4 separate regions of the Homo sapiens genome follow, and regions 1, 2 and 3 are each linked to region 4. The links are chromatin contacts, found by Hi-C in ENCODE. All regions are on one chromosome and are shown on one strand. The core of a region is the stretch at or near the end of the contact, and the rest is flanking DNA. Distances in the headings are between cores, read along the strand shown. Region 1 holds the start of CCNJ (cyclin J). Region 2 holds the start of GSTO2 (glutathione S-transferase omega 2). Region 3 holds the start of CFAP43 (cilia and flagella associated protein 43). Region 4 holds the start of GOT1 (glutamic-oxaloacetic transaminase 1).

The links. Hi-C counts contacts between places; a loop is a spot of excess contacts on that map. Pooled maps may share reads with other maps.
Region 1: a loop to region 4 is called in a map of CD8-positive, alpha-beta T cell, with 13 times the contacts of the local background. The contact joins the promoter of CCNJ here to the promoter of GOT1 in region 4. A Hi-C loop is called at or near these places in 2 of 168 maps with a recorded cell type or tissue (CD8-positive, alpha-beta T cell and naive thymus-derived CD4-positive, alpha-beta T cell) and 7 of 50 pooled maps.
Region 2: a pooled map shows a loop between it and region 4 (12-fold over the local background). The contact joins the promoter of GSTO2 here to the promoter of GOT1 in region 4. A Hi-C loop is called at or near these places in 5 of 50 pooled maps.
Region 3: a loop to region 4 is called in a pooled map, with 34 times the contacts of the local background. The contact joins the promoter of CFAP43 here to the promoter of GOT1 in region 4. A Hi-C loop is called at or near these places in 5 of 50 pooled maps.

The regions. Positions count from the first base shown.
Region 1 is chr10:96,042,048-96,045,231 of GRCh38, forward strand. It overlaps CCNJ (cyclin J), which reads left to right and starts at 1,536. Exons shown (of 6, transcript NM_001134375.2): 1 at 1,536-1,672; 2 at 2,306-2,415. The coding sequence starts at 2,347. The region is part of intron 2 of ENTPD1-AS1 (ENTPD1 antisense RNA 1); the gene reads right to left. RefSeq lists silencers at 925-1,119, 1,247-1,816.
Region 2 is chr10:104,267,932-104,271,427 of GRCh38, forward strand. GSTO2 (glutathione S-transferase omega 2) reads left to right here and starts at 1,253. Exons shown (of 7, transcript NM_183239.2): 1 at 1,253-1,338. MIR4482 (microRNA 4482) reads right to left here and starts at 474; the gene lies at 405-474. It overlaps LOC124902497 (a long non-coding RNA gene), which reads right to left and starts at 986. Exons shown (of 2, transcript XR_007062284.1): 1 at 622-986. RefSeq lists enhancers at 503-562, 573-742, 793-1,132.
Region 3 is chr10:104,231,114-104,234,368 of GRCh38, forward strand. It overlaps CFAP43 (cilia and flagella associated protein 43), which reads right to left and starts at 1,251. Exons shown (of 38, transcript NM_025145.7): 1 at 1,069-1,251. The coding sequence starts at 1,133. RefSeq lists an enhancer at 1,078-1,372.
Region 4 is chr10:99,429,039-99,432,176 of GRCh38, forward strand. It overlaps GOT1 (glutamic-oxaloacetic transaminase 1), which reads right to left and starts at 1,586. Exons shown (of 9, transcript NM_002079.3): 1 at 1,410-1,586. The coding sequence starts at 1,527. It overlaps GOT1-DT (GOT1 divergent transcript), which reads left to right and starts at 1,898. Exons shown (of 5, transcript NR_183993.1): 1 at 1,898-2,227. RefSeq lists enhancers at 1,427-1,486, 1,507-1,556, 1,737-2,166.

The DNA.
Region 1 (3,184 bases), core at 286-2,785, 3.4 Mb before region 4:
AATAATGATTTCTGAACAAATATATCCCAGTGAACAATATTTTCAAAGTAGAAGCGATAAATACAGTCTACTTCTTATACTAATGATTATAGTCTGTGCCCCATTTTTCTGAAAGTGTTCTTAAATAGGCCCTGGACAGTTATTTAGAAGCCAAATTATTATAAAGTTGTTTAATAGTCATGAAATGGAACCCAAGGATGTAGACACTATTTAAATGCCATTAAAAATGGCATGAAGCTTTTAGCCTGATGTGTCTACCTTCACTCTAGAGGACCCTGCAACTGAGAGACAGGCCAGGGCAGCCTTCTCCCTGGACTATGTCGGGTTAGGCCGGGATCTGCCAACTTCAGCTTCTGAGTTTCCCTTTTCTTGCCTTTGGTTCCTGCGGGCCTGCTCTCCTGGGTATAAGCATCGTCTATGGATAGGGTACGGCTCATATACATGTCTGCTGATGATCTTCAAATGAAGATGCCACCCAGAATCACATAAAATGTATTTATCACTTTGTAGTAGTTCTTTATCATCATGTATCTTTTTGGACAAAGGATTCAAAGTAAAAGGGGTGAAGTTTTAAAAATATTTACGTTTTACTATTAAGAGATTGATCTCCAGTCTCAGAAAAGTGGACAGTCTCACTGTCCTAGGGTTACCATCCACCTCTTTTGTGATAATCCACCAAAGAGGTTAAAATACAATTGATTAGGTTTCCTCTAATCACATTTCAGCCCCCATATCACCTCAATTGACGTCGGAGTGTTCTCACAGTTTTGCAGTTTCCTGATTTACGAGCACAGATGGTTAATTACATCCACCATGGGTTTGACAAGCAAGGTTACTAGAAGTAATCTTAAATGTCTTCATTCAAAGCTCTTGGGAATCCCTACAGCAACGAAAATAAGGAGGGGGAAGAGATTAATTAGGTTTCTAGAAGAAAGGTGGAGTTTGAGGTGGAACTTAAAAAAAGAGCATAATTTCACAGGAAAAAAAAAACGCTTCAGGGGCTGCAGAAACAGCTAAAGCACATTTGGAGGGCCTGATGATCCACGGAGCAGCCCCTGGGATGGAAGCGGTTGGTGCAACGTGAAGTAAGGTAAACCGAATCCATGCCGTGAAGACTTTTAAACGCCAAACTGAGGCGTCGGAACTTTGCTCCGCGGGCATCGAGGAGCCATCGAAGGTTCTCAGCAGGTGAGTGGCCTAACTGGATTGGTCACTGCAGTGATCCACCTTACAATTTCTCCGGCGCTCTCTGCCGACCTCAGCCGGCGATCAGGCCGGCTTCGCAGTAGGTGGCGGCTGAGCGCCCCGGCAACCGAAGCGCCAGGCCAGCCCAGGCCACGCCGCGCCGTGCGGGATGCTGACCGTACCCAGGCGGGAGCCGCCGCGCCGCCGCCTGGCGCTGCACCTGGGCCCGGCCCGGCCGCCAATTGGACGGCTCGGGGCGACCCCGCTGTATCGCGAGACGAGATTGGCAGCGGCGGGGCCTCAAGTGCCCCCGCGCTGGCTTTGTATGCGGAGCCGCCTGCCGGTCCTTTAACAATGGGCGGCGCGAGCGTCCAGGCGCTGGGCTCTAGCTGAGGCCGGCGCTTAGCGGCCCACTGTCCGCAGCATGAGCGGGGCCGGCGTCCGCCGCACGACGGCGGGGCTGGGGCTGTGAGGGCCGCGGTTCCGGGTAAGGGAGCCAGCGTGGGGCCGGGCGGCCCGGCAGGCCTGGGGTAGGCGTGGGGCAGCGGACCCTCCCGGGGTGAGGCGCAGAGCCTGGCTGGCCCGGCCTTTTGTTCCCCTTTCTGAGGCCGCGCGGAACGTGCGTTTCTCGGGGCTCCCGGGGAGGAGCAGGCTCCCGACGTCCATGCGGAGACCCGCGGCCAGGCAGACGCTCACCCCCGGGCTTTGCCATGGGAGCGTTTCCCCTCAGCGGGGCTATGAGCGTGTCACCTCTCCCCGCTCCTCAGGGAGGGCGGGAGAACTCCAGCCCCGGACGCAGGGAGCCCCAGCCGGGCCTCCCCCAGCTCTTCCCGAGCTCGCACCTGGCTCCGCGCTTTGGCAACTCAGGGCCCGAGTGGATCCCCTTTTGCCCGACACATAGTCGAGCAGTGAGTCTCAGAGTCCTTCGGCTCTTCCTGCGGGGGCAGACCCGGCTTCGCGTGTGGCGTTGGGGGAAACGACTCGGGTCGGGCTGGGTTGAGGAAGAGTCAAGTGAAGATGAGCAGCCACACCGGGTGGCCTGAGGTCACACCCCCCGGGGAGGGGGCGCAGAGGGTCGCGGGGGAGCCGGCAGTGACCGCGCCTGGGGTGTGTCTTACAGACTCGAGTTGCCGCGTCGGGCTGGGCGCGCCGCCGGGTCCCATGGAGCTGGAGGGGCAGTGGTGGCGAGGACAGCTGGCCGCCGATATTCACCAAGCGCTTCGCTACAAGGTAACTCCGAGGCCCGGCCTGCCTTCTCCTTCTGTGTGTCGCGCCAGTTGTTCTGAATCTCGGCTCTCTAGAAGGTCTAGTCAGGTTCTTTACTCACTATCTTCCGGGCCAGAAAAGGCGAGTTTGCTCATTTGCTCAAGGTTAATTAACTTCTTGGCTCCTTCTCTGGGATGTATCAAAAGAACCTGCAACCTGAATGAGTAGGGAGATGGTAGTTGGGCCAGGGAAGGTGGAAAGGGGCGTTCTGGCTTCCAGGTGGGTCATGAATTTGATCTTGTATTTTAAAAGATATATACACTGAATTTTTGTTGGGCAGAACAGCCCTCTTTGTTCGAGAGTTGCCGTTGCATGCAGCCAGTTTAAGTCGCTTTTGTACATAAATTCCTCAGCCTTTCCGCTAACTTGCCGTGAGACGTGGACAAGTGAAATTTCTGTTTCTTGATTTCCTCATCTGTAAAATGAGGAATAATGAGTGTGCCTTATGATTCTGGCGATTGTGAAACTTAAGTTAGTACCGTACATGTGCTTAGAAACTGCTCTTGGTATATAGTAAGCACTAAGTGATAACTTCTTATCACTTACCCCTCAGGATTTGGGCTGTTCAAAAGCCCTAAAGTGGAGGGAGTTGGCTGCCCCTTCCTGCTGATATCAAAGGCAGAAAGTAGACTTAATAGATATTGGAAAAAAATACTTTTCCAACACAAAGCAAAGTCTGTGTATTGTTGCTATTAAGTAACGGTTTTACTCTGCATGTGGCAAGGCAGATTAA
Region 2 (3,496 bases), core at 3-2,502, 4.8 Mb after region 4:
CTCGGCCTCCCAAAGTGGCATGAGCCACCGTACCCGTCCACAATCTAACTTTATAACTGCTCACAGGAAATACCCACTCAGTTACCCTGTTGTGTGATTTCATGAGATGCTCTCTTGTTGCTTGTCTTCTGGTTTCTTAGTTGAGAAGCTTTCAATTCCTCCTTCTTTCATTTCCATCATCAACTTAATTTCACATTCTCTCTATTGTTGGCCCTGAAGACCAGACGCACATTACCCGAAAGCTGGGTGGCTGGGCAGACTCCTATTTGGTCTCCCTGTCTCTAACCCCTTCAAATCCTTCCTATCAAATCCCATGTTGGGCACATAGGTGGTGTCCCATTTATGTAATTAAATACTGTGTAGGCTGCATCAGTCAATTCTGCCTACAAGGTTGATGAGTAATAGGTAAGAGCCCCACTGAGAAATAGAAATGCCATCTTCCACACATTTCCATAGCCCACTGGGTTGCTCACTATTCAATTTTTATTATCACATCACCACCACGAGAAGGTAGGTCGGAGAGCAATCATTTCATTCTATAGATGATGCAACTAAGGTCCCGAGGTTAAGTGAGGCCTTAAGGTGCTGGCAGAAAGATCACACCCAGCGCACTGCTCTTACCATTGGAATCAGGGCTGTCGGTCCGCTCCAATTGTCTGGTTTCCTGAACTTATTTTCAAGTTCGCCATTGAGAGAAACCTCCGAATGACTAATTCTTAAATTTAAGGGTGCATAATAATCACCTATGGCTCACCGCTGCATTTCCGATTCAGCAGGCTGGGGTGGGTAGCGAAGTCTGTATTTCAAATGAGCCCCTCAACCCAGGTGACGCAGGCGGTGTGGGGACCGCATCCGGAGGGCGACCTGGAGCCGACTGACTTCACAAAGGCCTCCTGCCGCAAACCTTCAGCGGCCACCAAAGCCCCGGCTGCCGGCGGCGGACCACCTCTGCTGCCGCGCGCCTACCGGAGCCGCTTGGCCCTAGTGCTTTCCAGCGGATTTCCCCTCAGGTGCGGAGCCGGGTGCCGGGGTCCCACAGCCAACCACTACCGGTTCCTCTTTCGTCAGCCACCGGCGCCGGCAGGACCCGCGAATCCCGATCTCCAGGAGCCTGTAAGGAGGCCGCCCATTGGCTCAGCCGCACTGCTGGGCAGGTACTTCCAAAGCTTTGAGGATTGGCTGATGCTCTGGGCGCCGGGGCTAGTTGGCGGGTAGGATCACGTGCGAGGGGCAGGCCCCGTCTAGGCCCCGCCTCCTTGCTGCTGCTGCCGCCGCCAATCCTGGTCCGGTTGCCCGAGTTCCCGGAGGTCTCTCGCGGGACCTCTCTCACCGCCACCGGTGGGTCCGTTCGGCCTGCGTTGTATTGGAAGGGAAGAGGGGTTTGAGGTCAATTCTGTTTCCTGGGGTTTTCACGAATTTCGGGGCCCACAGTAGGCTTGCCAACTTTAACTTTTGCCTAACACTTTACGAGAAATCCTATTTAGCCTTGGCCACTGTTGCATCAAAGAATTTCACATCCAACAAAGTGCAGCCTAAGAATAAAGAACAGGTCTTTAAACCGCATACCTTTAATTAAGGTGTTCTTATTTTTTCTGATTTGGCTGGAAACAGGCAGAGACCACCCCAGATAACCAGTTCTCAGCCTTGCGTGGGACACCACGAGTCCCACGTGTTTACGTGTTTAAGGCACTGGCAAGCAGGGGAATTTGGTTTCTGGGAATGTGCTGTCTTTGTGAAAACTGTGAAAAGTCTTCCCTGCTACATTGAAATAATCATAAAATAATAATAGCTAATGTTGAACACTTACTATGTATCAGACACATGCTAAGCATTCAATATTTCTCATCCAGTTTCTGAATGAAACCTTCGCAAACCACATAATGTACTGGTACTATTAGCTACGAATTACATATAAGAACACCCGAAAGTTGTTGTCATTTGCCCAAGGTCACCCAGCTAATAAATATTGAAGAGATTCGAATCTAGCCTGAACTCTTACAGTAAGACCGTTCGTGAGATGAATTTATATGTGCTATTTTTCCAGTCTCTTTATCCAACAGCTCTGACAGAGGATAGTATCTACCTTTTTTTTTTTTTTTTGAGACGGAGTCTCGCTGTTCTGCCCAGGCCGGACTGCAGTGGCGCGATCTCGGCTCACTGCAAGCTCCGCCTCCCGGGTTCACGCCATTCTCCTGCCTCAGCCTCCCAAGTAGCTGGGACTACAGGCGCCCGCCACCGCGCCCGGCTAATTTTTTGTATTTTTAGTAGAGACGGGGTTTCACCGTGTTAGCCAGGATGGTCTCGATCTCTTGACCTCGTGATCCGCCCGCCTCAGCCTCCCAAATCGCTGGGATTACAGGCGTGAGCCACCGCGCCCGGCCTGTATCTGCCTTTTTGACCACACCATTATTCGTGGGATTTAACAGGAGTTAATGAGTTAATAATGTTCCTTTTCCAAACTCAGTGGTTTTGATTTTACAAATTATTTGACTTTTCCTGATTTCAGGATCTTGACAATTTGCCTTTACTTATTCAAATGTTATTATACCAAATATTTATTTAAAAAGTTTTTTTTTTCTTTGATTCCTCAAGTTGTAGAGAGAAATAGGGATAGGGAAGCAGAATCAAGTAGTTAAAAAGATAGCCTCATTTGACCCTGATTTCCCAATTGGGAATATGAAATTTTTCCTGAATATAAGCACATTTGAGAATAGAACCTTTTACCTAACGTATCTCACTTTTTGAACTCATTGGACAATAAGGGAACACCCAGTAATATAATCTTTCATATAAATTAGGCTTCTAACTTATTAAGAGGAATGTACTCCAGTCCAGTTTCTGCTACTATCAAGAGATGGCGTGACAAAAAATTTTGAAAAGTTGCCGAATGCAAACCACAGTTCCTCTTCTCAAAACAAATGCATGTAAATAGAGTGTAAGCTATTTCTTTGGTGGCATTATTTTCCTAGAAGGCTTAAGTCGTTAATCACCCATGACCGAAGATCCAAACATTTTCAAAGCAGATCCGATCATATTTCAGGTGGCTGAAAATGGATTTGGAGTAGGTTTAATATGGTCTACTTACAATTTGTTTCATGATTGAGTGGGTCAGTATAATAAAGGTATAAACATGAAATAACATAGAAGGAAAGTTTGCAAAGAGGATTTCAAAGAAGTACCTGTTGGGTATTCAAAAGAAAGTAGGGATAAGCTTAAGGTTAAAATCTTTCTAGGGAAAGTATAGTGTTCAGAGGTAAGATTAAAAACCACATTACTGAAATGGAGTCTGCAGCATTCAGCCCATTCAATTGGCATTAAACTGGTAACTGGTGAAATAAGTATTGTGAGTTGAACTTTAATTCTAATATGCTTGGCAAAGCCGAATCACAGTGTGCTTCATCTTTGTGGATACAAAATTGGAATGCACTCTGCTATTTAAAATGTGTTCTTACTCACTAGCGTTTGTCATTAACTTTGACGTATACTGAGCTCTTAC
Region 3 (3,255 bases), core at 1-2,500, 4.8 Mb after region 4:
TGAGAAAGTCTCAGAAGGACTTCTGGGGTCTTCTATACTTGGAAGACAAAAAGTGAAAATAACAGAGAAAAGAGCTTGATCTCAACACAGTGGCATCCTGGGCCATTCTTTTATAATTAGTTTGATTTTTTTAAATAAACTTTAAAAAACAACTTTGCATAGGACAGCCTGCTTTGTGGTTGTTAGCAGAGTAGGAAAATTGCTTATTTACACAGATGAAGAGTATGTGGCCATATTTTAGATTTAAAAATACAGATAAACGTAGAAAATAAAAGGAATGAAGTCGACGTGAATGAAAGGCTAGCACACAAAAAGAACATACTCTCAAGTAAGGAGTGCGTGCTAGGTGTATGCTAGAAAGGAGAGGAGATGAAGGAGATTCTATTTTTATTTAAATATTAAAGGTATGCTTGAAGATGGTGGAAAAGGCAAGTGAAGGACACTGGTTTGGTGAGAAACCTCGAGACATTAGAGTGTCCAGGACTAGCAGGGGATGCTGTATAGAGTGGAGGTGGGGGCTGGGAGGAACACTCTAGAATGTAGGGGAAAAAATGCCACCTATATCTGCGCAGTGCTTGATGCTTTTCAAAGGCTACTATAAATGCAAATAAATCCAAAGCTAGTGGATAGGAGTTAGAAGGAAAGGATTCAGGGACCTAACTTTGGGGAAAATCACCAAAGGTAGCAAGGACGGGATCCGGGCTGTCGCCAGGTGGAGGGGGAGGGGGATGTGATCAGAAGACCCGGATCACTAGCGGGAATCCTGAGCTAGAAGGAAGAGATGAAGGGTGCAGGGGACGTTGCTGGGTAAGAGACGGAGGGTCAGGGTCGCAGAATAAGGAGTGGGAAAGACAACTGGGGACGGGGTCAAGGAACAAGGGGATGGGGAGCGGACAGGGGAGGTCACACGGGGAGGGAGGCTGAGGGAAGGCACTGGGGGCAGAGGGGAAGAGGTCGAAGCTGCGGGGAAAGCCGCCCTAAGGAACCGGAGGGAGAGGAGGGAGGAGGGGACTTGGGGCAGGAGGTTCCGCGAGACCCAGATCGGTCGCGGGGCCGTGAACACCGCACCTCACGGACAAGGACGCGCCGCCGGCGGAGTGGGGGCCTTCGTCGCGCTCCCGGCCTTGCGCCATGGGCAGTGTTTTCCTCAGGCGGGAGCAGGCAGCGCACGCAGCACCCCAGGGCGGGTCGGTTACCTTTCCGCCGCCGCGGGGCTGCGGGCCGCGACGCCGCTGCTGTGTACACCCGTATCCCGGAGACCGTAAGCCCCGCGCCCATTGGCTCTGCGCTTTGGCCCGCTCCCTTCTGAGCCGAGCAGATTGGTGGAAGGTCTGCCGCTCTCGGCCAATGGGTGAGCGGCAAGCCAAGCGAGGGGCGGGCCCCTTGCTGTTCAAAGTGTGGTCTGTTTACCAGCAACATTGGTGCTACCTGGGAAGCTTGTTATAAATGCAGAAACTTGGCTCCCACACCAGATCTACTCAATCAGAATCTGCATTTTAACAAATTTCCCCAGGTCCGGGCCAATAATTGCAAGTAAGACTCATGCCTACAATCTCCGCGCTTTCGAAGGTCAGAGCGGGAGGATCGCTTGAGGCTAGGAGTTGAAGACCAGCCTGGAAGACATAGCGAAACCTGCCGCGCCCGTGCCGCATCTCTACAAAAAAATTTAAAAAGCAGCCGGGCATGGTGGTGCACGCCTGTAGTCCCAGCTACTTGGGAGACTGAAGTGGGAGGATCGCTTGAGCCCAGGAGTTCAAGGCTGCGGTGAGCTGGGATGACGCCACAGCACTCCAGCCTGGGCGACAGAGCGAGACCTGTCTCTAAATAAATAATTATTTTTAAAAATCAATAAATTTCTAAACAGACTTTCATTTAGAGTGCTGACTGTGCCAAACATTGTTGCAACGTCTTCACATCTCCCATCAGCCCCATTTTACAGATAAGTAACGTGAGGAAAAGAGAAGCACATAATTTGTCCATGGCTACAAAGTTGAGTGGGACTTTATTTATTTATATTATTTATTTATTTATTTTTGAGATAGGGTCTCACTCCGTTGCCCAGGCTGGAGGGCAGTGGCTTGATCTTGGCTCACTGCAACCTCCATCTCCTGGGTTCAAGCGATTCTCCTGCCTCAGCCTCCCAAGTAGCTGAGATTACAGGCACGTGCTACCATGCCCAGCTAATTTTTTGTATTTTTAGTAGAGACGGGTTTTCACCATGATGACCAGGCTGGTTTCAAATTCTTGACCTCAAGTGATTCGCCCGCCTTGGCCTCCCAGAGTGCTGCGATTACAGGCGTGAGCCACCTTGCCCAGCCCTGAGTGGGACTTAAACGCAGGTCTAGCTAATTTAGAGCTCCAAGCCCTTAAGTACCATATAACACTTTGAAATGTACCCTCTTGCTTCCTCAGGGAAGCAGACAGCTCTGGAAGTAACCTGATTGAATGGTCGGCAGCTTGTCATTCCTTCTTCTCTCCCATACCTTCCCTTAGACTCCCTCCCTTACCCTTCTTCCTTTCCCTTCAGTCGTCTTCCCTTCTCTACCCTTCCCTTCCTTTCTTTAGGTCTTTCCTTCCTGTCTTGCTTTCTTCTCTCCATTTCTTTCACAAATATTTACAGAGCATCCCGCATGCATTCATGCATGTGCTAGTCACTTGGAAAAAATAGAAAAACAAATAAAGTTTCTTCCTTCTTGGAACTTAGAGACTGGTGGGATCCAGGGAGTTGGGCTAGATATCCACATGGTCTCAGATGGTCTGTGTAAGTTGTGAAAGGATTTATGAAAGTGATTTTATGCAAGAAATGTTGTACAATTCACGGATTGTTAGGCCTCCTAAATGCTTCATACAATGCCCTATGACTCTTACTGTACAACTTGCCTGCTTAAGTAAGGGTGAGCCCTGTGGACATGTGGAGTTAGCTATGCCCTCTAGCTATGCTAGAGAGTCAGCTGTTATCTGCACTTCTGCCTGTTGTGTCCTAGGCTAGGCTCCACACCTAGTACACAATTAAAATCTCTTACTTACCAAGGTTTTCACCAAAAATAAAAGTTGCAAAAAGTTAACATTATAACATGTAATTAAAACTACTAAAGAAACAGTTTTACATGCAAGGTGTGTAAAGAAAGTAAAATGTGTTTTTGGTGAAAGATTATAAGAAGTAATGGGAATGTGGATTTTTCTCTGCCTACATTTAAGTGTTAAAGGATTGCTTTAAGTAAAAAAAAAAACTAAAGGTTTAAATAAGTTGTGGAA
Region 4 (3,138 bases), core at 336-2,835:
CTCCTTAGTGAAGACTTTTTTTTTTTTTTGAGAAAGAGTCTCGCTCTGTCGCCCAGCCTGGAGTGCAATGGCACGATCTCGGCTCACTGCAACCTCCGTCTCCCGGGTTTAAGCAATTCTTCTGCCTCAGCCTCCCGAGTACCTGGGACTATAGGCGGCCAACACCACGCCCGGATACTTTTTTGTATTTTTAGTAGAGATGGGGTTTCACCGTGTTAGCCACGATGGTCTCATCTCCTGACCTCGTGATCCGCCCGTCTCAGCCTCCCAAAGTGCTGGGATTACAGGCCTGAGCCACCGCGCCCGGCCGACTTTTTTTTTTTTTTTTTAACAAATGCTATGCACAGACAAAACGTTATCTATGAGAAACCTGATTCTGAGCGTCCTTCATGTCACACTCTGCTACAAAATGATTCCACCTTCTCTTTCCACAATTTCTAGTCCTTTTATTCTAAGTCTATTACCTAGCATAAGACTTTATCCTACCCATTTTCATCTCTCTGGCTGGTCTTTGCACGTGGCAAAATCCAAATGGAGAAAATAAGTGTCTGTGGGGCTTCAAACATCCAAATGATAGTGAGAAGAATAACAAATTCATCAGAGAGGGTTAGGGGTAAAAAATTTGAGAGGCACTCCAATATAAATCTTCTTGGCAGATGGGGAAACTGAGGCCCATGCTCTGAGCTGTCCAAGGTACAGAAGAGAATCACTTGAATCAAGAAATGAAGATAGGATGTGTGGAAAGTAAGCTTCTACCATCCATACTTCTCTCCACTCCTTTCCACCATCTCTACCCATTCCTACCACATCTGTGACGGCCAGAACCATCTCCCCAGACCCCCCGGGGGCAGCATTAACCTGTCTCAAAGCATTGTGTAACACCAGCAGATTTTTAAATCCTTAAGGGCAAAATCAAGCCTCAGTCTCCCCCTACAAAGCTTAATAAGGTGGCTGATTGATACTCGGTGGTCACTCAAATATTTACCGACTCAGAACAGAGCTTTCTAGCGTTAAAAGTTCTCCTTTACCCATTTCCTAGCAACCAGAACCCTAAGCCTATCAGGCTTCCTATTTTTCTACCTCTCTCTACAAGCTCCGGCAGCCTCATTTCTTAGGAGGATGCAGTATAAAGAAGGCAGAATGGGGAATCGGAAAGACTGAGTTTGTGTCTTGGCTGCTACACCTGGTTTGTGCGGCCTCGGACACATCGCCCCTTTCCAGGGACTCCACACCTGCATCTGTAAAATGGGCAGGTTTTAGGAAGCCTTCGTGGATCCAGCCTCCTCTCCGGCGCCGCCCTCTTCAGGCAGCGCCACACTGGGCCTCGGCTTCTCCCACAGTCTCCACGACCTGGGTTGGGTCCGCTCCACTCCCCGAGCTGCTCACACTCCAGAGCACTACATCCTTACCTCCCACTCCCAGGTTGACCTTGCGGGGGTCCGGATCCTCCCTGAAGTCGGCAGTGAGCTTGAAGACCAGGACAGGCTGGGCCTGCGGAACCTCGGCAAAGACTGACGGAGGTGCCATATCGAGAGACTAGGAATCAAGAGATTTCACCCCACGCCCGGAGCTGGCAGGTCAGGTCTGGCCGTTGCGACTGGAGGAGACACTCACCTTCACCTAGCCGGCGGGGGCGGGCCCGCGGCCTCCAATGGTCGAGCCGCGTCCAAAGCTTGGCAACGCGATTAACCAATCGCCAGCTTCTGACGACGAAGGCACAGGGGAGAAGGAACGCTATTAGCCAATCCAAGAAAACAATTTATCGGCTGCCGAGAATGATGCAACCAATGCAATTTCCTCCGGCTGAGGCGTGGGCGAAGACTACGGTTGATTGGTAGAGCGTGCTCCTATCGCAGAGGCTGTTATTCCTTGGGTCTCCCGGCTGAGGGGAGGAGCCGAGCGAGCGGCGGGTGTCCCTGAGAGGCCACCTTTCGACCTTCGAGGGCCAGGAGGATACGGGGAGGTGGCCGGAGGGAGTTCCCGAACACAGGTCTTCCTGTTCCCGCCGAGCAGGTGTTGGCGGTGCCAGGCCCGGCCTGGCGGGCCCGGGCTGGCAGCCAAATACCCAGCGTCTGTGCTCGGGACGGGAGTGTTCGTCCAGGACGTGCAGCTCCGGAGCCTGCGCGGGCGACCTTGACCACCTTTGTCGGCTGTTTCCCCCTGAGGGAAGTATACCTGTCCTGCCAGCCTTGGTCTCTGGCAGGGAAGGTCCTTCCAACAGAGAGGGGTGCGCACGAATTCCTTTTTGCCGCTCTTCTATTAATAGTTTGAGATTTTCCTCCCCGATTCCTTGCAGAGAGGGCCTGGTCCTCAAGGACCTCGGGATCTGGGCGCGACGTCCCTTCCCAGCTTCCTCCCGCGCGCACCGGACCAGATCTTGCTGTCGTCAGCTGGCTGGTACCCAAAGTTCCTCTTCGTCAGGCTGTTCCTTCCCCGTTAGAGTCCTTCCTCCCCAGGAGCCCTCTCCATCTGCTGACCTTCAAGACCCAGAGCGAATGCCACTTCATCCATGAAGCCTTCCCTTAACCCTTATCTGGCCAAAATGTCTCTTTCCTGTGCTTCTGTACTTTCACAATTTTAGAAAATGCCTTTGTGGTTAAAAACCTATCTCCGGGACCGGACTATCTAGGTTTAGATTCTGGCTGCCGCTTACGAATTTGGGCAGGTTTAGTCAAGTTATTTTAACCTCTCTGTGGAAGTTCCTGCTCTGTGGAAATAATAGTATTTTCCTCAGAGTTGGTGTGGGGAGTTTGTGAGTTAATACATTTACGAAGTGGTTAGTTGCATGTAAGAAGGACTCTCTAAATGTCAGCTATTATTAACATTGCATATCTGCCACACCCTTCATAGATGGTAAACTGCTTTTTTTTTTTTTTTTACTTTTATTTTAGGTTCGGGATACATGCACAGGTTTGTTTTATAGATAAATTGCTTGTCATGTGGGTTTGTTGTACAAATTATTTTGTCACCCAGATAGTAAGCATAGTACTTGACAGGTATTTTTTCTGATCCTCTCCCTCCTCCCACCCTCTAGCCTCAAGTAGGTCCCAGTGTCTGTTGTTCTCTTCTTTGTGTCCATGTGTTCTCAATGTTTAGCTCCCACTTACAAGTCAGAACATGCAGTATTTGGTTTTCTCT